3 separate regions of the Homo sapiens genome follow, and regions 1 and 2 are each linked to region 3. Evidence: chromatin loops called from intact Hi-C (ENCODE). Cell type or tissue: gastrocnemius medialis. All regions are shown on one strand. Each heading gives the region's core, and the rest is flanking DNA. Links, peaks and the distances in the headings are about the cores only. Region 1 overlaps MLIP-IT1 (MLIP intronic transcript 1). Region 2 has its middle 24 kb from the start of MLIP-IT1. Region 3 has its middle 27 kb from the start of MLIP.

Region 1 (10,937 bases), core at 1,682-5,681, 74 kb after region 3:
GGAGGTGAGTGGCAGCTGAGCGAGCATTACCACCTGAGCTCCACCACCTGTCAGATCAGCAGCAGCATTAGATTCTCATCAGAGCGTGAATCTTATTGTGAACTGCGCATGTAAGGAATCCAGGTTTCATGCTCCTTACGAGAATCTAACGAATGCCTGATGATCTGAGGTGGCACAGTTTCATCCAGAAACCATCCCCCACCCCTAGCCCCATCTGTGGAAAAATTGTCTTCTGGGAAGCAAAAAGGTTGGAAACCACTGAAATAGAAAATAAGAGCAAATATTTGCAAGTTATTTATCTGATAAAAGATTTGTATCCAGGATACATAAAGAACTCTTGCAACTCAACAATAAAAAGACAAATAACCCAATGTAAAAAAATGGACAAAGGATTTGAATAGACATTTCTCCAAAGAAAACAAATGGCCAACAAGCACATGGAAAGATGTTCAACATCATAGTGATTAGGAAGCACAAAACAAAACCAGGAAATAACATTTCACACCTATTAGGATGGCTAAAATAAAACACAAACAATAACAAGCATTGGCAAGGATGTGAGGAAACTGAAACCCTCTTACATTACTCCTGAAATCATAAAGGGGCACAGCCACTTTAGACAACAGTGTGGCAATTCCTCAAAATGCTATACATAGAATTACAATATTACCCCAAAATTCCACTGCTAGGTATATACACAAGAGAAGTGACAACATGTGTCCACACAAAACTTCTACCCAAATGTTCATGACAGCATTATTTGTAATTGTCAAAAAGTGGAAAAAACACAAATATCTATCAGTATATGGATGGTAAAACAGATGTGGTATATCCATACAGGGAAAACTATTCAGCAATAAAAAGGAATTAAGTATTAATACATGCAAGAACATGGATGAACCTTGAAAATACAATAAGTGAAAGAAGCCAGTCACAAAAGACCACCTATTACATGATTTATTTACATAAAATGTCCAGAATAGGCAAATTCATGGAATGAGAAAGATCATTTGTGGTTTCCAGTGGTAGGAGGGAAGGCAGAACAGGGAGTGACTGCTAACGGGAACAGAGTTACTCTTTTGGATGATGAAAACGTTATGAAATTAGACATTGGTGATGATTTTGTACAACTTTGAAAATATACTAAAAATCACCAAAGTGTATGTACAGCGTAAAAGGATAAATTTTATAGCATATAAATTATACATTAAGAAGGCTATTACTTTTTTAAAAAAAATTGACAAAGAAAGATTTGTAATTCCTTTTTAAGCTGGAAATTTATTATTTTTCCCAGGAATATACTACACACATAGGGTCCCTCCAAACAGGAAATTAAAATGTAAACTGCAGTAACCAAGCAAGAATTCCATTCAAAATGGAAACAAATGACCGCTGGCACATAATATTTGGTTCAAGATATTGCCACCTCACTTCATTCCTTTGCATTCAATACACCTGCTTCCCAAATAAGTGCCTGATGAATTTGTGCCTGTATTCAAAAACTGGGGGAAAGTGGAACTTGCAGCAATTAAAATTGCTTGTTCATTTACTGGATCAGAGATCCAAATGTAAATTAACTTTAATTGTGGTGATTTTCCCTCACCTGCCATTTAAAAAACTTCCTTCTCCACAAAAAAAGCACAGATAGGTGCTCTACTGCTGAAACCTCACAAGGTAGACAAGGCACGAATGAAAACAAATGCTGTTTTCTTTTGAAAGAATGACAATCTGCCAAACATGGCATAGACAACCCAGAATCTTCCCCATTACATGCTCCAAGGATAAATATCTTTTTACTAAGACAGGGGTCATCTTCTGGGACAATTGATGCTTTTATAAAGGTTTCTTATCATTCCACATAGCCCATCCAGAACATGAGTCCGTTATTCCCCCCTTGATCAATTCAGAAGCCCACGTAATCTCCACACCCATTTAGTGATGGACCAGGATACTATACTCAGCACATGCTTCAGGTACCCAAGGGCCTAATCCAAATGTAGCTCAGACCCAGCATTGAGCACTGATCTCAAACAGTTAACTTCTGATCTGTTGGTGTTGCTCTTAGTTCAGAGCTTATGCCTTTGTCTCTAGAAAGCTGTGTTCCAATTGGTGGTCACAGCATTGGGGAGGGAGGTGGCTGTAGGCAAGCGAGAGAATGGTTCCCAGCTCTTTCTGGTTGTCTCAGCATCCTTACCTGAATCTATTTATCAGCTTTGGCAGCTGCAAACTCTTAAGGAGCAGCTGTCAACTCTTCTACGGGAAGACTTTTAACCTCCCATCACCACCCTTTTTAAGGCATCCGTGATGGCTTCTGTAGGCAAGCAGTACTGAGTTCTAAAAGTTGTGGTGGGTACTCAGAGCTTGTGAAAAGATAATGTCTATAGAGGAATTTCTTAAAGTTGAATTCGTCACTATACAACAAATATTGTTTGTAAGTTGAAGCTGCCAAGCAGATAAAAAAGCCAACCCCAAAATATCAGTAGATGATAATTATGATAATGACAGCTTAACAAACTTGTACCTTTGTAATTACTGTTCTTCAGTGAAACATAAACTATTTCTACTGGAATGTAAGTTTTTTAACTTCTTCTGATACTGGTTGTCCCCTTATTTTGGTTCTGGGCCATATTTTTTGAATGACTATAAAAAATACATTTTAGTCCATCTAAGGGAGAAAACATGTTCTTTCTAAAATTACTTCTGAGGCAGAGTGTTTTTTGAAGCATTAGAAAATATTTGAATCAAGTGAGAACTGTAAGAACTTTGAAAAGTGCTTTTTTAATTTGTGCACCATCTTAAAAAAATGCAATTCCTTTATTGGAAACTTATTGAAAAGTAAAATGTGAGGTTTTAAAAAACTACTGCTATTAACATTGGTGACAATTTCTACATAGCAATAGTAATTCGGATATAAAACTAAATTCATACCTTCAGAGTCTGTAAAACAAACTGGCTAAAATCAGTTGAGAATCAAGTCCAGCATGTTCCGTTTTCTCAACTACTATATAATAGCACGTTTTCAAGGGGCTTTCAATTTATTTTCTCTTGTGCATGGTTACATCCACAGAGGTACTTGGTTGAACAGGATTTGCTCTTGCATTTGCAGTCAATATATTTCTAGGCCCTTTCAACGGTCGATACACTTCCTAGTAGTTCCTAGTAGCCACTTTCTGTCTGTCTGTCTGTCTGTCTCTGTCTCTCTCTCTCTCACACACACACACACACCGTTGCTATTTCAGGAGTAAAGACAACAAACCAAGGTGAACTGACAGGATTTTAGGGAAAAGGACTCAGAAGCAGAATTACAATGTGTCTTTCTAACTTTGGAAAGGAGTTCCGGATTTAAGTTTTTCTGGGTCTTTTTGACTTAATCAATACAACCAGATTCAACACCTAGCTCACCCCTCCCCCAAACCCAGCAGCTTAACTGTCATGGTTGTGTTGACATGATAAATCACTTTGCCCCCAAAGTAACAGCTCGGTGCCCTTTGAGACAGTGTGCCCAAAATGTACTTTCAGTTTTATCAGTTGAAATTGTAACATGTTCCAAAGCAATCTGCACTTATACAGAAAGAATGCTTACCTTTCTACTGACTTGGAAGCAGTCTGCAGGACAGTAATCCATCAGGGAGGTCAACGGCCACATTCCCAGAACAGCTGACCCTGTCAGTCTTCGGAAAATACTGTTTACTCTGTAACTAATACTGGATACCAGGCACAAGAGGCAGAAACCAAATTTTAAAAAAAGAGTTTGGCATAAACCTCATTCCCACTGGGACCACTTCACAAGAACCGTAGTTGCTAAGTTCCCCCCAAAATATTTCTTTATAAGAATGTCTTAGCAATAGTGGGAATTTTGAGTCAAGTGTTGAAAGTTTTGCAACATATCCAACTATCTAATTTTTAGTGTACTGATGAAAATTCTTTAAGCTTCCCTAAGGACATAAGTGGTAACAGAGTAAAATGTTACTGAAAATTGAATTTATCTTCTATTATGTTGACTGGATTTTTTAAGTAAAATTAAAAGTCCTTCTGAAGTGAAATGTCCATTACTCCAGAGAAGGAAAGTCGGAATTATGCAATAGATGTCCATGACAAGGCTGAACAAACTCCACAGTCAGGCAGGACAATTGCCCTGCTTCCCAGCCACCAAAAAATGTCCAGAGAGGGCAGACTTCTGCTGAACCTTCCTCAGTTCCCACAAATTTTCTTCGCTAATTACTCTCAACAGAAGTGAGTCTGCGTTACCCCAAAGGCCACTACTTCAATGTCTAGCCTCTGTGCAAAGGGATCCAACTTTGGGCTATGGCCCATGTGGAAGTCCCATTTAAAGCATAGCCAGGGAAGAGACTCAGAATTTGAAAAGCAAATTATTGCTCATTTACTTGATTATCTGTGGAAAATATATCATCTCAGATTAGCTTTGTCATCCCACCCTGTAAATCATCCCACCTGCCTTCTATAGTGTATTTTTAAAAGAAGGAAGCTATCACAATTTATTTGCCTTTTGGGATCATTCACATTGTAACTCAGGGTTCCCTAGTAACTTGTAACTGTGGCACACTGAGTTTCTGCTGTTTCAAAAGGTTCCAGGAAGAAGCCCAGCTATAGCAAAACAAAAACCAGGTAAAACCAGAGGTGCCTGAGTTGGAGATGAAGTTTGGTGAACTCTCCCTATTACCATACTTAAAAACCCCACCTAGGGAGGAGCTTATTCACCATTTTCTATACCTGCAATATATGAAGAAGCATGATCAGGACTGTGCCTGCACTGCCTTTACCCTGCCTTTCATACAATGACTAAGCCAACCAGCCTAATGAAAGCCCTGCTCTCATCTTCCTTTGGAGAGACACACTGCTTTGGGAACTATCCCCAGTGTTCTCCTTACTTGTTGCAAGTAACAAAAATCCCCTTGGTAAATCCTCCTTGGTTGTGGTCATTGGGTTAACACCTGCCAAGCGACCAAAACCATCCATTGTGTGGGTCACACCACTACTCTCTTTCATGATTTGCACTAGTTGAGTTGATTGATGTTGGTGATTTCTAAATGAATGCTTATGCAAAAAACAATGTTATTTTAGGACATTATTCGATTATTTTCTATCCAGTTCAATAATTTGATAATCATGGGTCGAGTATGTCAACATCCCTGTGTGGACACTGACAGCTTTCAGGAGTTGAACGCACAGTCTACTGTCAAGAATTTAGTTAGAAATGAACAGAATTGTATACATCACAGCAGGCTGAATGTGCTAAGTGCTAAGTTAGGAATATAAATGATGTGCTTTAAGAGCCAAAGAAACAAAAGACGATTCTGTCTGGGGACATTGTTCATGATTTCACACAGATGATAGATTTGAGCTGGGCTATCCTAATCCTTGCTGCTAAAAGTGATCTTTGGACATCAACATTTACATCATGTGAGAGCTTGTTAAAAATTAAAAACGTGAATCCCACCCCAGACATACAGAGAAAGAATCTGCACTTTAATAAGGTCTACAGGCTAATCATATGGGCATTCAAGTTTCAGAAGCACTGATTTATCTACTTTTAGAATGGCTAGAGATATAGAAAGAAGGACATGTCTGCGTACACAAAAATAATGAAAGCCAGTAGAAATAGAGGATTAATAGAGTATCTACAGAGGATTTACGTCTGTCACCTAACAGTAATGGGAAAAAAACACCACAACCACTTATTATGACCCAGTAACTCTGCTAAATGATTGATTATGCTATCTCATTTTGTGCTCTCAACAATCCCTTGAGCTAGCTGCATCATTTCACAGATGAGAAAGCCAACACTAGCAAGGGTTAAGTAATTTTCCAAGTCTACATAGAGAGAAAAGAGTAGATAGAGCCAGGATTCAAAACTAATATTTACTTCCAAACTAGACCTCTCAGCCACTACCTACTCTAAGCCTTGGATTTTCTCCACCAGGAACAAATCCCAGTCCTTATCAACACTCCCCTAGAGAAAAATAAGAGGGCCTGAAGCCCACAGGTAGAGCATCCCAGGCAGCCCACACTCTATTCCTCCTTCCATCCTTCTTTCTTTCTTTCTTAAACTTCCACATCTGTTGGAATAAGAAGGGAAGACTGACAATACTGTTTTGGTGACTAAGGTAATTATTTTTTCATTAAAAATAGAACTTTTGGGAGACTCTCTTGGGCAACCCCCTTTCTCAGCATGAGGCAGCTTCCTCTCCCTTTTTTTTTTTTTTTTGTCTATTAAACTTCCCGCTCCAAAACCCACCCCCAATAAAATAAAATAAAATAAATGTTTTATTTTATTACCAACTAAATTTATATATACCACAGAAATTTTGGAAAACACAAAGAGGTACAAACAGAAAATTTTAAATTATCTGTAAAACCACAACTCAAATATACCACAGTTAACATTAAGATATATTTCCAGCCGGGCGTGGTGGCTTATGCCTGTAATGCCAGCATTTTGGGAGGCCGAGGCGGGCGGATCATGAGGTCAGGAGATCAAGACCCTCCTGGCCAACATGGTGAAACCCTGTCTCTACTAAAAATACAAAAATTAGCTGGGCATGGTGGTGTGCACCTGTAGTCCCAGCTACTCAGGAGGCTGAGGCAGGAGAATCGCTTGAACCCGGGAGGCAGAGGTTTCAGTGAGCCAAGATCACGCCACTGCACTCCAGCCTGGTGACAGGGCAAGATTCCATTTCAAAAAAAAAAAAGATATATTTCCTGCCAGGCTTTTTTATATATTTTAATACTTTATATAATTAGTAGTGTACTGTCCATCCTGTTTTGTGACTTTTTTATTAAACAACACATTATGAACAATTTCCTTGTCATTAATGCTTTTATTCATGAGTATTCCTAAAGGTTAGATGGTGGCAATATAATTTTTGTCTGGCCTCGCCAAGAGTCAGGGAACAGAGGCTAGACAATGGCACAAGTGCAGAGAACAGGCTGGACACAACCCACCTTAATGATTGGTTCTTCCCTTTATCATTTTAAAATTGATATTGGTCACATTAAGTTTGTTTACAATAACAAATAACTGCATATTATAGGCAAATAAAATTATCAAATTTCCCAAAAGTAAGAAAAACAAAATCAGTGAAGCACTGTAATTCTACGTCCATGAATAATCTATGCTTCTTACTTGCTATAAATGGTGTGTCAGCAGGAGCTCTTGATAAAATATCTATTGTTTTTTAAAAATACATCAATCATTATGTACACTATAATATTCTAGTAGTAATACATGCTCACTAGAGATATTTCCAAAAACACCCAAAAGTAAAGCCATCTTATATAGTAATACTTGATTGCAGGAACAGAAACTGACTTGAGAATAAATAATAATAACACTGTATATTATAAGCCAGGCTTCATGAAGGCTACAACCAGAAACTGGAAAGTCATCATTAACCAGTTCCTCTGTTAGATCTCATGAACTCTTGTCTTTTTCTTTCTTTGTATATCTGCTTTTGTCTTATTTTCCTGAAAATCTGCTTTCTTTGTGCAAGTGGGAGAAGATGCCCGCACCTCCAGTCCAAAATGTTCATGTCTCTCAATCCAAGGCATGCATACAAACTGACTTGTTTTCTCTGAATTTCCAAGTCTAATTCCCAGAAGAAAAGATCCAGTTTGCCCACCATGAGTCAGGTGTCCATCATGATCCAATCTGCAACGGGTAGTGGGAGGTTAGAAGTGGTGGTAGGTGAGGAAGGGAGGAGGAGACCGGGCAGAGTCACATATTCTCAACACAAGGGAGTTGAGGAGGCATCATTAAAAGGGTCTACTAAAAACTGGGAAAACAAAAACAAACCAAAAATACAACTAAAAATGTTAATATTTTCCTGGATTTTATCCCAATCTGTTTTCTATTCTTACATTTAATAATATTTCCTTCTAGGCTTTTCTATATATAGTATATTTTAGTTGTGATAATGATGTATAAACTTTATACCTTAATATAAGAATTCTTCATATTACTGTAAAGTCTTGAAAAATATTTTAAATCAGCAAAGCACCAATTAGTCAATGTGCAATATTTTGTAACCATTCCCATTTCATTGGAAACTCAAATTATTTCCCATGATTTCAAATAAATCTGAGATCACCACCTTTGTGTACAGAAAGCTATTTTTCTATTTTGAATTACTTCATTAAAACTGACTTCCAGATGCTGAATTTTACCAGAGTAAAGATAACGAAAATTGTCCAAGTTCTTGATAGATACTGCTAAATTTCTTTCCGAAAGGGTTGCATGAATGTGTCTTTCACATATCCTCATCAGCATAAGACATTATTGTATTTAAAAATTTCCCATAGTTAACAATAATTTATTGTTGAAATAACTGAAAGAGTAGAATTGGAATGTTCTTAACACAAAGAAATAATAAACGTTTAAGGTGTTGGATATTGCAATTACCCTGATTTGATCATTACACAGTGTATGTTTGTATCAAAATATCACATGTACCCCATAAATAGTAAATATGTGCAACTATTATGTATCCATAAAAATTAAAGATCATCTTTTAAATTGCTATACTGGAAATTTAAGATAGAAGTAACATTTACTGGCTTTTTTTTTTTGAGACAGAGTCTCACTCTGTCACCAGGCTGGAGTGCAATGGTGCAATCTTGGCTCACTGCAAGTTCTGCCTCCTGGGCTTAAGAAATTCTCATGCCTCAGCCTCCAGAGTAGCTGGGATTACAAGTGTGTGCCCCCACACCTGGCTAATTTTTGTACTTTTAGTAGAGATGGGGTTTCGCCATGTTTGCCAGGCTGGTCTCAAACTTCTGGCCTCAGTGATCCACCCGCCTCAGCCTCCTAAAGTGCTAGGATTACAGGTATGAGACACGGTGCCAGACTTCAATGGCATTGTTAAAGCAACATGAGTATAAACATGGTTTCTTCTATGTAACTGTTGAGGCTTAATCACCACACATTGGCCAATTATCATTAAACCTCCTTTAGCAGCCAGGACTAAACGCACCATTCTTCCTTGGTACCACCCTTCATTCATCCGACAAACATTAGTTGACCACCTGTTAGCTGCCAAGCACTGTTTGAAACTTAGAAATAGAAATATATAGATATATGGTCCCTGTTCCTAAAGGTACTGTTACATGAAGGATGGCAGCCCTCATGGAAATAGACACAATAGAGAGGAATCACTGCATCCCACTCAGGGCTTCCCTGCATAGCCCTGGAACTCCCTCAGTGATACACACCCGACAGGTCCTCAGGTCAGTTCTGGTCCTTCAGAAAGTTCCAAGGAATGAGGGAGGGTAGCACTCTGAACACATTTCAACCACAAATCCCAGGCTTACCTAGCACTTCGCTTTTCCTGCTTAAATGAAAAAAGAATGGCTAAAAATGTGTTATAAGAATGGATGAGGCTGGGCGCAGTGGCTCATGCTTGTAATCCCAGCACTTTGGGAGATGGAGACAGAGGTGGGCGGATCAATTGAGGTCAGGAGTTCAAGACCACTGGCCAACATGGTGAAACCCCGCCTCTACTAAAAATACAAAATAACAGCCAGGTGTGTGTGGTGGGCACCTGTAATCCCAGCTACTTGGGAGGCTGAGGCAGGAGACTCGCTTGAACCCAGGAGGCAGAGGTTGCAGTGAACCAAGATCATGCCACTGCACTCCAGCCTGGGTGACAGAGTGAGACTCTGTCACAAAAAAAAAAAAAAAAAAAAGAATGGATGAGACGTTCCTTTGGAATTTATTCAAACATATCAAAGTTTTTTAAACCCAGCTATAACATCTGGAGCAGACAAAATCTACACTCAGTAGTAGATTCTTATGATCTCTCTTTTTCTCTCTCTCTCTCTCGCACCCTCCTTCCCTCCCTCTCACTGACTAGTTTATTAATATAAATGTTGCTCCCAATTTGAGAAGTTCATTGAGGCATAATTTAGAATTAATAAGCTCAGGCAATAGTATACAATTAATGTACTTCCCAAGTTAGGCAGGAGTTTAATGTCACCTCATAAAACCAAGTCTTTGTAATTATCGAAGTGCCAGCTGTGAACTGATCAGGAACACAATAGGAATTTTGTTAATTATCATTACCCAGAGGAAAATAATTAGTTTCTTTGTAGGGAGAATAAAAACAAATGTTGCTATTTTCATTTTAATTTCAACCACTGAAGTTGATAAAACTCAGAATTGGTCTACCAGTTTTGGTCCTCCTATTTCTAAATATTACAAACTCATTAATGCATTAGCAGATTGCATGTTAATCTTCATGTCCATAAATTAATTGGAACACTAGTCACTGGATAATTGGTACATTGTTTTTAGGGGGCATAAAATAACCGCCAAACCCCAAGGTAAAAAGGGCGACTGAAACACCTTTGGAGAGAATGATATAATCTAGCTTTCTTAAGACTTCAAAGCTTCATCAAAGTCTTCTTTAACCCATTATCTTTTCCTTTAAGCATGGCAAATTGACTTTCCTTCTCCCCTACACCTTGCAGATAAATCTCAAAATCATCAGATCAGAGTAACAGGGAGTATTTATTGGCCTAACTGAAGAACTTGGGTCCAATTGCAGCCTTCTCTTCTCTAGAGCCATCAGGCATGAGGACCCACTGTCCACTTCGGTTAGAAACCACACTGTCCATAGGGAATGCTATGTTTTGTTTGGAACACAGTATGGTACTTCTGAAATATTGAAGATAGTGCTAGGCCATTTGGGTAGCTCAAAAATGCAATAATGGCTGGGCACAGTGGCTCACACCCTTAATCTCAGTACTTTGGGAGGCTGAGGCAGGAGGATCTCTTGAGCTCAGGAGTTCAAGATGAGCCTGGGCAACATAGCAAGACCCTGTCTCTACAAAAAAAAAAAAAATTAAAAAATTAAAAAAAAAAAACTAACCAGGCATGATGGTGTGCATCTATAGTCCTGGCTACCTGGGAGGTGGAAGTA
Region 2 (10,937 bases), core at 5,294-9,293, 65 kb after region 3:
AATATTTCGCCACACGTACAGTATGCTATATATGTCACTGTGAAAGCACAGCTCGGTTAAAGCCTGCAATCCATCTATCTCCTTTCTGTTATTCGCCATCACACAGAGCTATATCAAAAGATCCATTCAAACAGTGAGTCTCAGACTTACATTATCAGCAGACACTGCTTTAATTAGCAGTGGTTTTCAAAGGGCTGGATGGCTTCGAGAACTTGATTTGAACCATAAAGTAGAAATCTGGATCCTTATCAGTTTCACTTTTCAACTCTCAGCTCCCCTCCCTGGGTTCCAATAGATACAGCCCTCATTTTCCTTAATGTAAGAAAGAAAATGAAAATGGTGGCTAGAGTTTGGCAATACTTGTGCGTCCACTTTTTCCTCAACCACCAGTGATGCAGAGGGGCTAAAATTAAGGTTGCAAAGGAACTAAGATATCTGTGTCAGGTACGTTGCAGGGAGTGGTAGGAATGACAGAAAGAGAATGAATAAAAGAAACCATTTTTAAAATAACATTTAACACACAGATTTTATGTATATATGTGTGTGTGTGTGTGTGTGTGTGTGTGTGTGTGTGTGTGTGTGTGTATTTTTTTTATTCCAAATAAAAACATAGCATCCACTTTATTTTAGGTTAAGTGTGAGAAAATATAATGCTTTATTTTGGGCATTTCAATACAAACATTAAGGCACTTACATGCTACTTTTTTCATCTATTTCACAATATTTACCCATGATCCAATTCCTGAATCTTTGTTATTTCTCAGTGAAAACATAGAAAACTATGCAATTTAATTGATCAGTACTGAACTGTGAACTTTCTATTCTAAAAGGAAGGTTTCATCTAATAACAAGGACTTCTGTTTTACATTTGATCAGTGATAATATAAAAATAGAAACTATTTCAAGATTCCTAATGTTTGAATAAATAGGCATCATTTGGTATGGAAAGAATTTAATAAATCCACAGCCAGAGAGCACTTTTGATAGATGTATAAAATAATGAAGAGCATAGCAATATTTTCAAATCCAATCCAACCTTTCACTTTGTAGATAAAGAAGCCAAAGGTTAAGTGATTTGTCAAAGCCATACAAGCACAACTTTAACTGTATTACCTACCAGTCTCCTGGAATCAGATCTAACATGCTCCTCACCATACTAGTTGGCACTTAGGGAGAGATAGAAAACCTCTTTGGAATAAGAATCCTTGTCACCATCAACACACACACACACACACACACACACACTGAAGACACAGGTTCTTCATTTAGATTTTCATAGGTATGTGAATTAAACACCTGTACACACTCGCTTTTTCATTTTTCCAGTCTCTCCTCATTTTGCCATTATGCACATTAGGACTTTAATTCTCACTGCTTAGCAATTTCCCAATGATCCTCATGGTCCACCACTATCATAGCATATTTCCTTTCCTCTCTCTTTTTAAAATTTCTTGCTATAGATTCTTTTGCAATTTTTAAATTTTTGTTATTGGCTCAAAGGAGAAGAGGCCAGAAAGAAATTAAGATGGAATTATTTCTTATTCAAAAGAGATTTAAGTTTTTCAACTACTTAGTTTTTCACTTTGGTCTGCCAAATGATCAGGATTCACGGTTACTATTTACTACTATACTTCACCTGGGGTAAGACCAGAATTTTTTAATTACTCATAATGCTTAAGGGTTGTCTCAGTTATTTGGAGAACATTATCCTAATCATCAAATCTCTAATATCTGATGCAGAGAGATCAACCATATAATCCTCTTATTGACATCTCGGAAATGTCTTACCTCCCTAAGAAAGGGAAAAATTAATTAATTTTACTAAAAATTCAGGAGTGACACACTGTTCAGAAACTCAGAGAATCCTGGTTCCGAATTCCCTCCAGTTGCCTTCCAGCTGACGGATGCTTACTGAGAAACTTAACATGAAATTTTGGTCTCTACCACCCATCTGTTTTATGAAAATAATTATTTCCACAGGGTATTTTAGATGTCAACTCTGGATGCTATCTCTGGAGAAAAGTGGATAATAAATTTAAAATATACCAATGATGAATGGGCCATTGTGGGCGATGTGCCAAGTGGAGACGTAGAATGCACAGTAAGCAACACAAATACCTTAGGGAGGGCAGCTGCAGTCTTAAAGATGCTGAAGTGCCTACCATGGCCCATGACAATGTCACCAATAAAATCAAACATGAGCCGGCAGCTTAGGGGAGTTAACGTATGGGGGCAAAGCAACTCACTCACATCCTCTACCATCAAAATTGTCCCTCAGACAAAAGGAACATCTAAGGCAACTTTATCAGTTGAATCCAAAACACAGCAAGAGTCATTGCTACTCTTATGAGTAGCAGAGACAAGGAAGGAGGTTTCCAAAATAAATGATGTAATGCCAAAAAAATAAAATATCATCGTTTGCATGTTTTTATCTTTCTTTCCTTCATTTAGGTCATCACCAAAATTAGTTTATTAAGAATGAATGCAACCAATTGTGGTATAAAGATACATACATCCAGTACCTTACCGCCAGAGATTTCCTACTTATTAAATTTAATTTGCATTTATTACTTATTTTATTATGTGAAGTTGCCTTGTAAGGAATAACATATAGATCAGAAGCAACATTCAAGCCATACGGAAAGTAATATCTAGATAACACATCAGAAACATTGGCAGAATAGATGACTTGTTTTGGGGCATGTCAGGGCCTTCTGAGTGAGTGCCTGTTACCAATGACTCTAGTTAGACACAATTAGAAAGAGAAATAAATATATAAGTAGATATTATGGCAGAATAAAACATGTTACAGGCCGGGCGCAACGGCTCACGCCTGTAATTCTAGCACTTTGAGAGGCCGAGGCGGGCAGAGTGCCTGAGCCCAGGAGTTCGAGACTAGCCTGGGCAACAGAGTGAAACCCTGTCTCTACTAAAATACAAAAAAAAAAAAAAAAATTAGCTGGGCATGGCAGCATGTGCCTGTGGTCCCAGCTACTCGGGAGACTGAGGCAGGATAATTGCTTGAACCCGGGAGGCAGAGGTTGCAGTGAGCCGAGATCATGCCACTACACTCCAGCCTGGGCGACAGAGTGAGACTCCATCTCCAAAAATAATAATAATAATAATAATCATGTTACCATGTTACAGCATAAAATGCTTTACAATCATTCCCATTGTTAAGACATTCTGAAGAATAATTATAGACTTGCTACCACAGGTCCATGTGAGAAACTGAGGTGTCAATGGTTTGTACACTTAGAATGTTTCTGAGCGGCTAAAACCTATCATTATTATATCATAATGTACTTAAAAATAATCAAAGCGTAATAATTGCCTTGAGGGCTAGGACTTTATTATGTATGTTCCCACTGCAGCCCTTAGTACTCTGTCTTATTCAAAATAAGTGTCTAGTGATGTATACTGATTTGAAAGTCTGTTTTGTTTTTTCTGAGTACATTGTCATCCAATAGGCACTAGGTTGCATCTCTGAAGACACTCACCAACAACACCCAGACCTGTCATCAGATAATGATATGAGGAATTAGAACCAAGCACGAATCTCATGTTTTTTGTTTATTAACAGATTTCTTCTTAGAAAGTAATTAATTTTATTTGTATTAATGAAGCTATGAATTAATAAATAATTTAGGCTGGGCATGGTGGCTCACACCTGTAATCCCAACACTTTGGGAGGCTAAGGTGGGCGAATTACCTGAGGTCAGGAGTTCGAAACTAGCCTGACCAATATGGTGAAACCCCATCTCTACTAAAAATACAAAATTAGCTGGGCATGGTGGCCCATGCCTGTAATCCCAGCTGCTGAGAAGGCTGAAGCAGCAGAATCGCTTGAACCCAGGAGGCGGAGGTTGCAGTGAGCCGAGATTGCACCATTGCACTCCAGCTTGGGCAACAAGAGTGAAACTCGAATTCAAAATAAATAAATAATTTAATTAACCTTATTTAAAGAGCTATCCTTCACTGAATTATCACAGAATTCTAAAATTCTTTGTAGCTTTACATTTTAACAACAGTTTGTTTGTTTGTTTTCCATTTCTTTTCTCTTTTGCTGTATTTAAAAATAAGTGGTATGGGCCAGGCACAGTGGCTCTCGCCTGTAATCCTATCACTTTGGGAGGCTGAGGCGGGTGGATCACCTGAGGTCAGGAATTTGAGACCAGCTTGGCTAACGTGGAGAAACCCAGTCTCTACTAAAAATACAAAAATTAGCCAGGCATGGTGGTGCACGCCTGTAGTCCCAGCTACCCGGGAAGCTGAGGCAGGAGAATCGCTTGAACTCGGGAGGCGGAGGTTGCAGTGAGCCGAGATCGCACCACTGCACTCCAGGCTGGGCGACAAGAGTGAAACTCAGTCTCAAAAAATAAATTAATTAATTAAATAAAAAATAAATAAATGGTATGAACTCCTTTTTCTGAAATCAAGAAGAATGTTATTATGAGATCATAAGTAAATTTACATATCATTGGATAAGTCTTTCGCTCTCAAATTCAAAATATATCAAATTTTTAAATACAAAAAGTAAAATTTAAATTATTTAAAATATAATTGTTCAGCTCCTTATATTAGATATATGCTGTTAAAGAAAACTAATGTCAGATGACCTGTTTTCTTTCTCAATCTCAAAGAGTTGCTTTTTTACTCAAGGTAGCAATATTTATGGCATTTAGAAATTGACCACTGTGTTGATTTGATTGTACCAAGTCTCAATATAAAATAAGTTGAATCATATACTCTTCTTGTTATCATTATTATTATTATTATTATTATTATTTTTTGAGATGGAGTCTCGCTCTGTCGCCCAGGCTGGAGTGCAGTGGCGCAATCTCAGCTCACTGCAAGCTCTGCCTCCCGGGTTCACGCCATTCTCCTGCCTCAGCCTCCCGAGCAGCTGGGACTACAGGTGCCTGCCACCACGCCCGGCTAATTTTTTGTATTTTTAGTAGAGATGGTGTTTCACCGTGTTAGCCAGGATAGTCTGGATCTCCTGACCTCGTGATCCGCCCACCTCGGCCTCCTAAAGTGCTGGGATTACAGGCATGAGCCACCGCGCCCGGCCATTATCATTATTTTTGTAATATTACTGAACATTCATTATTTGAGAAGATAAAATTGTCTTGAGACATATTATGTTAATACAATAGAAATTATTAAATTTATGCATGAGATCTGTTTCTTCTTATAATCTCTTAAAGAAACCATTATTTATCAGAATGCCCTGAGGTACATGATCATTTTTACTATAGTAATAAATGATTTTTTTTTCCTTTTCATTATGAAATTTCAGTAGAAGGTAAATATAAGTAATACTCTTTGTTGATGCACTTATAGTCTTAAAGACATTTGGAAAATAGTCAAGATTTGTTGTCTTAGTTTTACTTAACATAATACATAGAAACTAGTACCTATTTCTTAAAACTATTCCAGAAGTAACTTCATGTTATAGATACAAATATACCCAGCTTGAATGTATCTCTTTGTCTATCATTATTCCAAAAATGCAACTCAAAAATAAAATCAGACTACAAATTCATATGCTAACAGGTCATTTCCTAAGATATGTTGCAGAGAACACTGCTAGTTCCTCAGAATATTCACTGTTATTGCACACACATTAAAATATATTACAGTGATAGGCGAGTTTAGGAAACACTGGATTAACCTCCAGAGTGCCTCACAGTCTTTAGTATATTACAATACAGATACGAGTCTCCAAGGGGAAATGTGTTGTATAGTGCATTTCCTGCTCAGTGTTTTCTGAATATTCTTGAACACAAACCAGAACTACATTTTGGGAAGCATTTTGGAAAATCAGAATTCCCAGGAACAGAGTTTAGAAAATACATGATAGGAAAAACAAAAGATCCATTCAACCTCAACAGCAATTATGGTGGAACTAACCAAATTGAAACATATTGTTACAAAATACTTTCCTCCTTTCTTGCACCTCTCTACCATTTCCCACAAAAATTAGCTTTATTGTCATCTAGCAGAATCAATGACTAAGATATTCCACATGATTTAATAGATGGTTTTCAAAGAGGTGGAAATGTCCTTTTAAGTCCATGTTAATTGATTTTTCTTCTCATGTTTGAAATATTGGAATAACATCAACCAAATTATGAGAAATTTCACTTGGCATTGGTAGATTTAAGAAATTTTGAAGAATTTGATATCATTCCTTTATTTCTGATTATGTATTGATTAATAGATGTAAAAGAGTCACCTTGAATTGGTTAAGTACCTAGCAATCTTTTAATCAGCAAACAGCAATAAACTCAGGGCAAAAATCAATACTTAAAAGTAGCAATTCACTCACCCAGGGTAAGATAAGATTTATATTGGATGTGTAGCAAAGAATCTTGTTTTACTTGTGTCTTGCCTTTGTCTTATTTTGTCTTGTTTTATCTTTGTGTGTAATAAACTGATGAATTTTTAAATTCTGCAGACTGGTGACTTTCTTACTTATTTACTATAGATCTTACCTTAGAAATTTTTTCAAATAAACCCAATAATACATATTGCTTAAGTGCGTGACACATACTATAGCACTGTTCATAATAAAGATCCTTATGAGAGATACAGCTTTAATTTTAACAAACGTATAACACAATATTATAATGTACACATATTTAAATATTTTAATGGAAAAAATATTTTCTTCTTTTAAAAACCAGACTTTTACGAACTTTACTATTTATAATAAATAAATTGAATAAATTTCAGAAAATAGTGAACTCCACAAAAATACATTTTTCAACTGTCTTCAGCAACCTAGCCAGTCATACTGTGTTACATTGGTATTAACATGAAACATAATGCTCGATGAACTGAAGTTTTTGGATATTTATTCACATAAACAGCCAAAATAACTTTTATTGGAAACCCTCAAAGATATAGATTTTCCAACTCTCTTAAATAGAAAATACTAAGCATAGGCAAAACTTTTCTTGATAACAGTGTCATCAGAACTCCTGTATCTGAAAGGTGCCAGGTTCCTTAACTCTATTTGCTTGTACACTTAACTACCCCAGACACTGGGCTTTCATGTGTTCCTGCCACCCCTAGAACAGCCTCTCTTCTCAATGCAGGTGAATGTTCGTATGCCTCTGATGTGCCGCCATATTTCCCCGCAATCTTTGGAAGTCAATCTGAGGCTAGACCTAGGCCTCTGCTACAGAGTAATGTTCATGAGTTTTGTGACAGCTACTTCCTCTAAGGAAAGGTTTTTGCTCACTTCTAGATTTATAGCTGTATTCAAGATAGAGTCAGGCATGCACAATGTCTGACTTTCCAGAAAGTGAAATGCTAATACATCGAATCACTTCGAATAAGAAGAGTCCATCTTCACTTTGTGCACTTGCCCCATGTCCTCTGTTTACTCGCAAAACTTCCTGTAAAAGACTGCCAGGAAGCTCAGGGTCAAATTTCACACTAATTCATAGCAACCAATTATTCATGTATTTAGTTACTCCCTATCTGGTTTCATAAAGGTTTTATGACCACTAAGCCTTTATGCTTACCATATCTGGGTTTCCTTTTTACTTTTAAATGCATTTTAACTTTTTTCTTTCCATATTAGTAAACTTTGGGCATGTGCTTTTTAAGTGAATCAGACCAAAAACAGTTTAAAAATAGGCTTAGGCTAGGGACTTCACATACATTATAGTTTTTATTCTTCACAAAAGCCTTCAGATTAGTTATTACTGTTCCCTATCTTACACATGAATTAACTGAGACTCAGAAAGATTAAACAAAACCATGGTCTTATATTTGGTAGTTGTGGGCAAGAATTTTCACCAAGCCCTTTCTGATTCAAAATCCCTGGTTAGCTCTACAAGGACACATGGCCTTTCCAAATAGTCAGAAAGGAAAATACTCTGTGGCCATTACATGTCTGGACAATCACCTAGGGCAGAGGTACAAAGTGGGTACTGAAAATGATGACCTGATTCCTTTAAGAAAAGGTTGTGTATTTTATTAAATATATTACTTTAAGACCTTGAAATTCTAATACACTTCAAGAGTTTTCAACCCAGTATGGTTCTTTTTTCCATTTTTCTAGTTTTAATATCTTGAATAGTCCATAAACCTCAACTTCATACATCTAGAACAATGTATTCCCATGAATTTGGTCTTATTATGGGCTATATTATCTTACTTTTTGTTATTTATGCTGATATTAACATTAGTTATGACCTGTTCCAATGTTAACTCTATAACCACAGTAAATTTACAAACATAATTAGTGACCTATGCTCATCAGATGAGCCATGGACAGCACATTTAACTCAAGGTTATAGTCTATTTTGTATTTGAGCAAATGTAAGTCACCATATTAATCATTGACATTTAATTGCTTAGTATCAAGGCAAAATTACTTGTATAACTTCTATGGCAAAAAACTTTATCCTTATACCAGAAGTTCATTAAACTTAATAAAACATTAATATATTCTATAATACTTATTTTTCTTGGCATATATTCCTGGTATCTCTGAGAAAAAATGGATTTGAACACTCGCTAAGCTTCGCATACGTAAATAAAACAATCTTCCAGTGCTGAGGCAATCACAATGAGAGGTCAAAATAAATGGATTCCAGTTTTTAAAATGACGATAAACCACATCATTTAACTAAATCAAATTTGCCCTCATTTGTGTAATGGCATTTTATATATAACTTTATTACATTATTTTCAGGAAAGCCCATGGAACTCATTAATTTTAAAGTTATTGACCAGCAAAACATGGAAACAGAGGCCGGCTAGCACAACTTTTCCAGTCTATGACAGTTGCTCTACTACCCTGTCAATTTCATTATAAATCTGTGTGTGCTAAATCTCATGTCTTACCGTCAGTTTCTCCTCTAAATTCTTGTTTAATAAGCTTCTTTTTTCACGCTTTTCAAGTTCCATATTGAAAGAGAATGAGAAAGAGAGAAAGACTGAGAGACACAGAGGTTCAGATTCTGTCTAGAAAATGATTCGACGTGCTTACATGTTAGATATTGCAGGACATTCCAAGTTGTGAGAGCCTAGGACACTATCAGAGAGCCCTAGCGATAATTTCTGGTTAGCTAGTGTTTCCATTTATAGATGTTCAAACCCTATAAACAGAGCACTGAAGAGAAGTCAGGCAGCTGGCCTTAGATAATGATAAATGTCCCTAGATATAAAAGCAAACTCTTCAGCAGAATGTTCCAACAGGTTAGGCTCCCTGAACCAATACAGATGTATGTGACAAAAATCCACGATCAAAGAATTCATTAATAGCTGTTGCAACAGAATAAAATATACTCTAGAATACAGACCTAATAAATCAGTTAAAAAGAACAAATGTGATAGTCAGATAGCAAATAAAATCAGCAGATCTAGCGCTTCCAAATTCCAATTTGCAACCTAGTACTGTAGATATGTTTGTATTACTTTGTAGATTTTTCAAAATGTTGCTTAAAGAGGAAGAGCAAAAGTATAACAAATTAAAACTATAAAGACATGCAAATATATATTCAAGGGGTGTTGTCAACTTTATTCCATGGAGAGTTGACAAAATGATGTTTAAAAATACCATGAAATAAAAGTGTTTTCCTTCACAAAAATGGATTTTGTTCTTCATTATCCTGGCTTTTTCACTGGGAGCAAAGTTATGATATAGAAGATAAATCTCATTTTTTTCAGTGGAACAAGTACTTTCAGATTTCTTTAGAAAATGTTACATGCCTTAAAGAAAATTAATTGGGCAACTTAATGGTAAATAGTTCTCCCTGTGTTTTGCAGCAAAACAAAATATGTGGAAGGTAATAGAAGAATAGAAACGGATTTCAGAGTAAACTAAGACTGCTCTCTATGGTGATTTAATACTTCAGCCTGTTTAAAACATCCTTTTAACACCTGTTTTTTGGTTTTGGTTTTGTTTTGTTCTGTTTTGTCTACTTTAACTCAAATTCCCTATCAGCTTTTCCTTCATAAGAAAACATTTCAGAAAATGTGTTGTGGAGCTCTGTCCTTTCAAACGATTGCAGTCAATCCTCTGTTGTCAGGCAGGGTTGCTCCAGAATTTATTCTGCATCATGATGGAAGGTTTGAAGACTCCAGAAGTGAAACACTGAGTAGGCAATAAACCTATCCTTCAGGATGATAAATTCAGAAACACCATATTAGATTCATGGGCAAAAGGGGCTTCCTCTTTTCACTCAAATGTAAATTCCAGAAAGGAAATTATTTATGCTGGTTATTGTTCTAACAAGTTGGAAAACAAAAGTCTTAAAGATTGATTAACATGCAAGATCGGTATGTGTCAAAAGTAAGGCAATTGTTAAAATCTTAAGTGAACGAACTTCCTAAACCTCTCTAGAAAAAAAAAAAAAAGAATCATGCTGTGGCTGCAAAAGGAAACTCAATTCGTGCTCAGCATGCGAGTTTAATGCCTGAAGACTGAATCCAGGATCCGGTTAGGAGGAAAAGGAATGGTGTGTGTGATGCAGAGTTGGTTGGCAGATGAGAATATGGTAGTGATTTGGAAGAGATGTGGTAGGCATGAAAAGTTTTAGTTACACAAACATGTGCTGAGTGCCTGTAATAGATAAAGATTATCCTAGGGGCAGGTAGTTTTTTTTAAATAAAATAATTGAAAATAATAATACAATTTACAAATACAATCCCTGGATTTTGGCCCTCAACAAACTCACAACCGAGGTGCGACTGGATAGTAGCAGGATAATAACCCTCATATAGCACAGTTCCTTGGCATACTCACCGTGCGCTAGGTACCGCTTTAAGGCTTTCCAAATGTTATTTCAATTCCCTTTTAAAATCACTCTAGAGGGTAGATATTATTATCTTCCCCATTGTTATGGGCTAAATTTGTGCCTCCAAAATTCATATGTTGAAGTTCTCATCCCCCAATACCCTAGAATGTGACT
Region 3 (9,736 bases), core at 2,331-6,330:
TTCTGAAGTAAGTTCAATACAAATTTGAGTTTAAAAAATAAACTCAATATTTGGGCTCAACTCAGGTTTTAGCAAATTCTTCACGTATATTTGGCATTATGGGATTTTGTTTTCTTTTGTTTTGTTTTTGAGATGGATTCTGATTCTTGTCGCTGAAAGGCTCAAAGGGTCAGGTATAAGCATTCTGTAAGAGGGACAGTCTCAGAGTTAGAGCTATGTCATATAAGCCATCCATCAGATATAGAACTGTCCTGAAACCCAAGTCTTTCAGCTAACCTGTCATTGCTCAAAATCGAAATGTATATTGAGCGACATTCTGTACTCCTTGAAAAGAAAAAGTACAGCTTTGAATCCTGGGAGTAAAATTATCCTGTGGCCTTGGGATATAAAACTAATCAGTTAGCATAAAATACCAGGTGGCCCAATATTCAAACTTAGCTTAAGGTAATTCCCGGTGGAATTTATATCCTGAAAATAGGTATTTTAGCCTTGTTGAAATGTTATTATTGTAAAGGGGCTTTTCTATTTTAATGATTAATGCTATGTAACCCAGCATGGCTACATATGTAGAGAATGTCTACAAATTTGTATATGTCTTTTAAATCCTGAATCAATTTATCAATTCAACTGAAACTCACACCAAAAATAAAACAGGTTTCTTTGAAAAGAAAGAGGCTAATGTTGTATGTCGTTATAGGAACAAAGTATTTTAAAATCCACCAGAATTGTAAGTCTAAATATTTTAGTCTCCACTTTTTTTTCCAGGTTCCACTAAAAACAGTAAAAATTCTTTGCTATAGACCTCAAAAAATGTTGAACTTGAGGGAAAAAAAGGTGGCCCCCAAGGTTTCTGGAGTATGGACTTATCAATAAAATAATTTGAGCACATACTTCTACTATAAGAATATCTATTAATTTATTTATTCATTATCATGCATATGTGCTGGTGGACAAATGTATAATGTGACACATGCACCTAAATAGAAATTTAAAAGGTGAAAATAAAAACACAGATTACTAATTTTTCTCCATACCCTAATGGATCACCTGGCACAACCGCGAGATTTGCTTACCAATTATGAGACCACTGTAACAGGTATAATAAGCTATTCAAGCATTGTGGCTTTTTATATGACAAGCTTTTTGAGCTTCATAGAAACTGATAAACAACGGTCACCAAAGTTGAGAAGCCAGTCTGCTCTAACACCTGAGAGACAGATGTGCTTTGGAATGTTCTTTGACCCCTCTGTAATTAAAAGTATGGGCTAGAGAGATATGGGGATGAGGGACATTTATCTTCTAAGGTTAAATAATGACACAGTCTTTGTGGCCGGCCACACTCTTTGACCTCGTTTAACTCTGGCATCAAGATTGTCTCACCTACTACAGAACCTCAGGGAAAGCAAAGAAGGGTAAAATAAGTCAATAATTTCATAAGTTACTATATTTGTATGCCTTGATTTATCCATTGGTGCTCCCACTTAGGCCAGACCCTCACTTCTTCCTACCCTGAACCTCCAGCATCTGACTTTTGACATATTCAGGAAGTTTGAGGCCTCAGAGACCTAAGCATAAGTTTCTCTCTTTTCCTTGGCTTGTTCTTCAGAAAAGACAAACTATTTTACTTCAATTCTGAAACCACCTTGCATAAACTAAATGTGTCAAGTTTGGAAAACACATAAGCATAAGAATATGCAAATTTCCTTTTGGGAACAAGAGCTAACTTGAAAATGATACCATGGCCGTTTCTGAAGACTCCAAAAGGAAGCTGTTTAGCTCAGTAACTTGCACTAAATCATGAGTAGGTTCAGCCTGCCCAGGTGTTCTCCCTCTGGACACATTCCCCAGGTAGAGCTTTAGGCTCTTCAGAAAGCCTGATCGCTGCCTGGCAGATGGATCTTCTGGCAAAGAGCAAGAATCTCAAACAGTGGAGGAGTTAAAAAAAAAAAAAGAGTATCTTTCCCATAAGCATCTTAAAGTATTTTGTTTTTTAAAATTTTTCTTAAACAGTTCAGTAAATGGCAGCATCACCCAAGCAAAATCTACTTTATTTTATTTAGACAAAGTAATGTTCTCACAACCCATGCAGGTCCACAGCTTGGATCCTCTTCCTTCTCATGGCCCCTCACACATGTGAGGGCAGTGGCCCCCAGAGGAAGGAGAAGGCATGCAAGTAAGGAGTCACCAAGCTTTCAAAGATAGCCTGACTTACTGGAAATGTGTTGGCCCCTCTATTAGATTCATTCCTCTTTGCCACTATTTTTTATCCCTGATTTCTGTGGGTTTTTTTATGTTTCTTTTTTGCATCAAATAACATTTCTTTTTCTTGAAACACTTTCCCTCTACGAAACCACCCACTTCAATTTAGTCATTGAGTCATCAGAATGGACTCATTAATAGATAAAGACAAACAATCTGAATCCAAGGCTATTTGCTATAAATGTGAAACTTCCACCTCTTCAGCAGTTTACATACCTAAGGCAGATATTGTAACACCTCCTTGCCCTCTACGCTCATAGTCACAGAAGAGGCACAGCTATAGGTTGTTGTTTTGGCTTTGATGCCATATTAGAATAGACTTCCAGAAACCATTCCCTACTTCCATATATCATAATATTCATTTACTCATCGTTTGTTCAAAAAATCTTGACTGAGCACTGGCTAGGTGCCAGGTGTTATCCTAGATCCTGGGGATACAACAGTGAGCTGAACACAAAAAAATCCCTGCCCTCATGTAACCTCTATTTTAGAAGAGAGAGATAGATGATAAATAAAATAAGTTACATAATATCTTAGAATATTGTGGTCGTGCTGAGAAGGAACTAAGCATGGAAGATATGTACAGGGAGTAGCAGAAGATGGAGGTGAGAGCACAATAGATTTCAATAGGTTGGACAGAGAAGGCTTCCTTGGAGGTGACTTTTAAGAAGAAGATTTAAGGAAGTGAAGAAATAAATTATGCAGATATCTAGGTGAAAATACTCCAAGAAGAGAGAACAGCAAAAGCCAAGAACCAAAGGTAGGAGGCTATCTGACATCCCTGAAGAACAGAGGCTGGTGTGGCTGGAGAAAATGACCCTGGGGAAGAGCCAGAAGGGATGTGGCAAGATTCTTAAGAAGGGGCCAGATTGCTAGGGCCTTGTCAGCCACTATAACGGACTTTGGCTTTTATTCTGAGTGAGATGAGAAACTATTGAAATATTCACAGCAAAGTGGTGACATGATCTCACTCTCCAGTAGCAATGAGCATATTAAGCACCCAAATCTTGGTTTCTTTATGCTATATTCCCCTAAAATGAAGGAGGTTTCCTTGCAGAAATGGCTGATTCCAAATTTCAGTCAAGAAAAGCACAAAGTAATACTAAAAATTAAACATACACACATAAATAGGTGGGGTAAGAAGAGAAAGAACCACTGTTCAATTGTGGACACCTTAGGTGGGAGGGGTCTTTTAGACATTCAAGTAAATATGCTGAGTATGGAGTTAGATATATGAGCCTAGAATTTAAACATAGAGTCACATCTGGAGATGTAAATGTGGAAGTTATAAAGATATAGAGAGCATGTACAACCTTGAGATTGAATCGTATTACCTAGCCAAGGAGTAAATGTAGATAAAGAACCAATGAACACACATGCAGAGGTGGTAAATGTGAGGAGGATGAAGACTGAAAAATATGGAGTATTTATAGAAAATAACCAATAGTTCAGTTATTCCAGGACATACGACACATAAATCTGAGCAGTGGAAATTCAGGCTGTCATGGCAGGTCTGGGAGAGAATACAAAGGGCCTGGAATGCAGCCTAAGAAATTTCTTCTTCAGAATTCAGAAGAAGTGAGAGCAGCAGATGTAGACTCAGCAGTCATCAACATAAAGCAAGCTGGAACTTCATAGCCTGATGAGACTGCTCTGGGAAAATAAATAAATGAAGGCCTTGAGATGAGGCTAGAACTCTGGTAACCCTGGAACTATTCATGTAGGAAAATGAGCGTGAATAGATGCTTGTGTGAGTCAGCCACTGGTAGGCAGCTCTTCACACAGTGACCTTTTCAAAGGAATGGATCTGTGCTTGGCAAGTTGAAGGCTTCTAACAGGACACTGCAGCTGGGTTTGTAAAACTGTTCAGGCTCACTCTGCTGGGCTTCCACCCTTTAATCTCACTGATTCGTTTTGTTTACTTGTAGCCTAGCTACAAATGAGAAATATGATCTCTTCAAATATCCCCCCAAGAATTCTGACATGACCAGAGATGATGAAGACAATCATGATATCATGATAAACACAAAGTTTACTGTGTGCCAGACATTTATTAAGTACTTTCTCATGGAATCCTCACAAAAACTTTTGAAATAGGTACGACTATAATCCCTATTAATAAGTGGGAATTCTGATGCTTAAAAATGGTTCACTAACCTCCCCCAAGGTCATACAGCAAGCAATAGCTGTAGCACTCAGGCACAGGTCTTTCTGACTCCATAGCACTGCAGTCTTAACTATTGTCACACAATGTTTCTCAATGCCTCTCAGAGGTGCCACTTGGAACCACAGCCAGTTAGAAATGGTGGGGCTGGTGTCAGGAGAGAGGAGAAGGATGAAGTTGTAACTGTCACTTAGCCTGGCCTTGTGCCTCAGTTATCCATTTAAGGAACTCTCAGTTGAAGCCCATGACTTGCTAAAGATGAAAAGCCTGTCGTGGATGCAATTCCTAGTGAAAAACTACCTGCAGGGTGAACACAGTAGATTTCAAATCTGGTCTATCTATGCTTCAAGAAATGTCTTCAAGAAGTGGAGGTTTGCTACAAAATTGGAACACATTCCTAGAGTAACACCTGGAATCATCTCAAAAGGCCTTCAAGTCTCGACATATACAACTTTTAGACAGAAAGTAAATGAAGCGAAGAAGATTTTGCAGAAATTCACAATGGCCAAATTTTTGAAGCTTTTATCCACCATCCATTTGCTCCCGTGACTCTTAGATTAAAATGCCTTTACAATAACAGGGATATATTGGGAACAGTTAAAGCTGTGCTACCCTGGGGCAACAAGCTTAAAAAATGCAATGAAAATATACTAATCTTCCCTATTTGAGGAATTCAAAAAGAAAAAAATAATTCCTGAATTTGCAAAGAGTACTTTTTTCTCCTTGTTAACCCAAATTAAAAAGGTTCCCAGCTATTGTATATGTACACATATCCACCTGCTTGAGGTATAGAAAAGCAATTAAGTCACTCTGGAATGCATTCATGGTGGATTAAATAAATACCCTCTCCCTGTCTTATTTCACTGACATCTAGGTAATGTGACCCTGATTGCAAGAGCAATGCCTTGCAAATAAAAGTTGCAGGAACGTTCAGTACCCATTTATTATTCCATCATCGTAGGCTTGACACACCCAGCAGTAAATGTGATCATGTTCAGCACCATAAACAAAATTGTTATCTTCAATTACTACTGTGGATAATTCATAGTTTCCAGGGACACTACTGGAAAAAAAATAAGTAATGAACCTTCACATGTGGAATCCTAAGCTTCAACTAAAGAGTGTACAAATACTGGGATGCCAGGTTAGGAAAGAGAGAAGGGAGGGGTGATAGGGGGAGCAAAAAAGTTCAAGGAAGGACAAAGAGGAAAAAGTAGAACTGTGGCTTCTGTAATTCATAGTCACAAAGCATAACTGAGACTATGTTAAGAAATTAGAATTACATGTTGAAACCTATTTCAAGATCAAATCATTAAAATCATGATACATTTTTACATTCCCAAGTTTGTTCTACTTAAAATTATTTTTAAATTAAAAAATATATAATCTCAAATTTAGTCCTAAAAAGTAGCAGCTTAAATGCAAAGCAATTTTTCAGATTCATGATACTCATTCCTACCAACAATTTACCTAAATTATTTCCCATTATATAAAGTTATAGTAAAATCAACTTTTCCTGGAGCAATTCTAAAGTTGAGCATGCTAATTAGTCCACAGCTAATTTAACATCTGTTGTCTGATACCATTATAAACAGCCATGCCACCTAAAACATAACTACTGCAATACGAAATAAGAAATACAAAGACAGTACACAGCTATCATTGATGTTAAATGTATAACAGGGTGACAGTATCAAGGAATTGTACTAATAATGTCATAGAACTCACAGAACATTCAAATCCAAGGTACCAGCTGCACATGGAATCCGGTGCCACGTGTCAAACTAGCAGATGTCAAGAAAGCAGTGGTTGTAACGGCAAGGTCAGTGTCAGCCAATAGAACTCATTGACAAACACTTGCCTGTGTCAGCTGCTGATATTGATGAGCTGCAAAGATGACAAAGCACTGTACAAATTATGCCCTCCTTCCTCCCTGCTTCCCCAACAACTCTGGACTGGAAATAGCAATGCATCTGTTATTTCAATCCCATCTGAATATATTAACCTATCTTGACCTTAGCAGTGTTCTAAGAGAAACTCTTTGCCTGGAAATTGAGGGAAGCTCTATTTTAAAAGTTAAAAAAGGACCTAATCTGACTTGGCTACAAAAACTATGTCACATTTAATATGTATATTAGTATATATTAATATATGTATATATTACATGACTTAGGGTTGACAGAAATGCCTTCAAATAGAAAGCCTTAAGTAAGAAACTCAACCTTACAATAGCTTCTACATTAAATTAACTGGTACTCTCAAATTAATTCAGACAGTTTTGGTGGATATGCCAGGAACTGAAGAAATAAAAATGAAAAATTCTATTTCTGTTCTCACTTATAATCTTATGAGAAAAACAGATAGACAAATACAAAACATTACACATGAGTTAACTGCTTCTAGAGAGTTATGAAAAATACTACAGTATTCTATAGCTGGGGAGAATATATTTGCAGTAATAAAATCAAGAAAGGATTTGCAAGTCAAAGTATATTAAGTGCTCTATAATTCAGTTTTTTTAAATAAAATAATTTGCAAATTATATGAGGAGGAAATTCACAGAAATACAAATGACCAAAAAAAAAATGAAAGATATTCAATCTTACTAGTAATCAGGAAAATGCAAATCAAAATCATAATGAAATATGATTTTCTACCCACCAAATTGGCAATACCAAATGCTAGTGAGAATGTGGAGCAACAGGTCCCATATTGCTAAAGGGAGAATAAATTGGTAAATCTACTTTGGAGAGAAACTTGTCAATATTCCAAAAAAGGTGAATATGGATACATCGTCTGATTTGGTTTTACTGTGTCCCCACCCAAATCTCATCTCTGAATTGTAATCCGAATTGTAATCCCCAAGTGTTAGGGGAGGGACCTGGTGGGAGGTGATTGGATCATGGGAGTGGTTTCACCCATGCTGTTCTTACAATAGTGAGTGAGTTCTCACAAGATCTGATGGTTTTATACATGTTCGGCAGTTCCTCCAAACTGGCCAAACTCCTGCACCTAGCCCAAGAAATCGTGTACATGAATATTTTATTGATGTTTTTCATGAGAAGAAATAGGAAAATAAGAAAATTATCTAAATGCCCATCAACAGAGGAATAGATAAATAAATATAATATATTCATTCCATGAAATAGTACAAAGAAATAAATTACCTAGAATTATATGTATTAACATACCTGCATCTCAGAAACATTCTAAAAATAATCAAATTACAAAAGAATAACTACCATGTTATCATATGAGTAATGTTTCAAGAAATGCAGAAGCAACTATATATAAATTTATATATAGTTATAATGAGAATTAGAAACACTAAATCTAGCATAGTAAACACTAGGCAAAGTTGGGGAGAATGAGACAGGGAGAGCTACACAAGAAGTTTCAATTAATATTGAAAATTCATTATTTGTCTTGGTCATATGTCTGAAATATTTTTAAAAACAAATAAGCTGAAAAATGTGACAGAAGCACAGGTAAAAGAACAAACAGTCCTACTTAAAGATAAAGAACAATGAAAGTAAAATTAATAAAATGAAGGTGAGTAATCATGGGTATCCAAAAGTCTGCTGGGGCGAGGTCAGTGTCTTAACATTTTCTCATAAAAACATATGGACCCTGGCCGGGCGCGGTGCCTCACGTCTGTAATCCCAGCACTTTGGGAGGCCGGGGCGGGTGGATCACCTGAGGTCAGGAGTTTAAGACCAGCCCGGCCAACATGGTGAAACCGTATCTCAACTAAAAATACAAAAAAAATTTAGCTGGGCATGGTGGCGGGCGCCTGTAATCCCAGCTACTTCGGGAGGCTGAGGCAGGAGAATCGCTTGAACCTGGGAGGCGGAGGTTGCAGTGAGCGGAGATCGCGCCATTGCACTCCAGCCTGGGCGACATAAACGAAACTCTGTCTCAAATAACAAAAACAAACAAACAAAAAAAAAATATGTGGACCCCAACATTGATTGATAGGTTCCACTGCTTTTCTCCTCATTTTCTTGCACTGAAACTCCTAACTGAACCCAGTTGCTAGTACCAAATATTCTATGTAATTTGCACAAGAATTGAAGGCCCCCTCTTCACCGCCACCATGGAGACCTGCGGGTATTTTAGGGTTGTGAAGGTAACACCTCCCCAAGGATGGTGCGAGGAAGTTCCCAGAGAGACTAGTGAATAAACAAGAGGGGTGCAGAATGAGGCATCAGTGTCAGAGGGTACTGGGGAGATGAGAAGGTGAGAAAGCTGATCTGAAAAATACAACAATAAAATAAAACAGCCCTTGGCTTGAGTCTTGAAGGGCACTTAGGCAGAATCATAAAATCATGAATCTTAGAGCTGAAATACAGTTCATGAAAAAAATTCTGTGAGGTCAGGGTGAGGATGGTGAGGGGAAGGGGACATGAAAGAGGAGAATAAATCTTTCACCCACAGAGATGAGGGGTGATGAAGATATTCTTGCCCAAGAATTTGTCTGGCTCAAGTTAAAAAAAAAACTATACTTTAAAAGTTTCCTCTAGCCCTTTGGGTACTTGGCTTTTATATATATGTATATACATATGTAGACACAGATATATAATATTTATATAGTGTATTTTATAGATTAAATATTAAATATATATATTATATAAATTACTTATATTAAATTTATGTATTTTATAGAAAGAAATTTGCATATGTAACAATTTATATATAAAAATATGTTTTCTCAGACAAAAAATGTGTATGTCTTTTTATCACATGGGTATAGTTATATGCAAATGCAAAACTATCGCTGTATAATATTGAATATGATCATTTACAATTATTTTTTGAAGCTTAGTCCATTGATATTAAATAGAAAGTGAAATGATTGTAAAAATAAGGACATGCACATTCAAAAAGCTTTTTACAGTATAAAATTAATGAGGTCTGATCAGTTGTCAACCTCATTTTCTGTGATGGGAGAGGTTTAGGGGTTCCTAAAACTGGGGTGGGGGGTGAAGATGGAGTCTATATGTTTATATAAACATATAATTTTTTTGTTTGAGAAAGTCTGAGACTCCTGGGAAAGTCCAGCATGGCAGAGGGGGTTAAACAAGGTGTCTACAGCTCTGAATAATACAGTAAGGTACATTTGCAGGTTTCGAGTCCAGAGGAGGTAAGGGAAGCAAAGGCGACCATGAAAGAGTTTGTCAGGACTGTTGAATGAAGAGAGGAGGGACCCAGTGGAAAAGTTCTGGGGAAGGAGTATTAGGTTTGGTAAATTACAGCATGGAAAGTGGCCAGAGCTCAGGTGAAAAAGCCCCACTGCTGGTGATGCCAGAGGAA

What was found. A loop is a pair of places that touch in the nucleus more often than their neighbours do. Peaks named below come from ENCODE experiments on the same cell type or tissue, not always from the same donor. Only the 100,000 strongest peaks of a DNase experiment are listed, where the experiment ranks them.
Region 1: a loop joins it to region 3, with 2.8 times the contacts of the local background. A loop is called at or near these places in 6 of 110 quality-filtered maps.
Region 2: it touches region 3 in a loop (4-fold over the local background); 5 of 110 quality-filtered maps call a loop at or near these places.

What each region holds. Positions count from the first base shown.
Region 1 is chr6:54,003,703-54,014,639 of GRCh38, reverse strand. MLIP-IT1 (MLIP intronic transcript 1) reads right to left here. Exons shown (of 4, transcript NR_046832.1): 4 at 7,488-7,669. Among named protein-coding and RNA genes, the nearest start is that of MLIP-IT1, 10 kb to the right of the region's middle. In gastrocnemius medialis, for the core only: a CTCF peak has its summit at 4,135; DNase peaks (open chromatin) are centred at 3,639 and 4,149; H3K4me3 peaks cover 1,533 bases; H3K27ac peaks cover 4,000 bases.
Region 2 is chr6:54,017,023-54,027,959 of GRCh38, reverse strand. It overlaps a transcript of MLIP not described here. Among named protein-coding and RNA genes, the nearest start is that of MLIP-IT1, 24 kb to the right of the region's middle. In gastrocnemius medialis, for the core only: no CTCF peak of the experiment used is centred there; no DNase peak of the experiment used is centred there; H3K4me3 peaks cover 4,000 bases; H3K27ac peaks cover 4,000 bases.
Region 3 is chr6:54,080,032-54,089,767 of GRCh38, reverse strand. It overlaps a transcript of MLIP not described here. Among named protein-coding and RNA genes, the nearest start is that of MLIP, 27 kb to the left of the region's middle. In gastrocnemius medialis, for the core only: no CTCF peak of the experiment used is centred there; DNase peaks (open chromatin) are centred at 4,057, 4,567, 5,347, 6,237 and 1 weaker place; H3K4me3 peaks cover 3,600 bases; H3K27ac peaks cover 4,000 bases.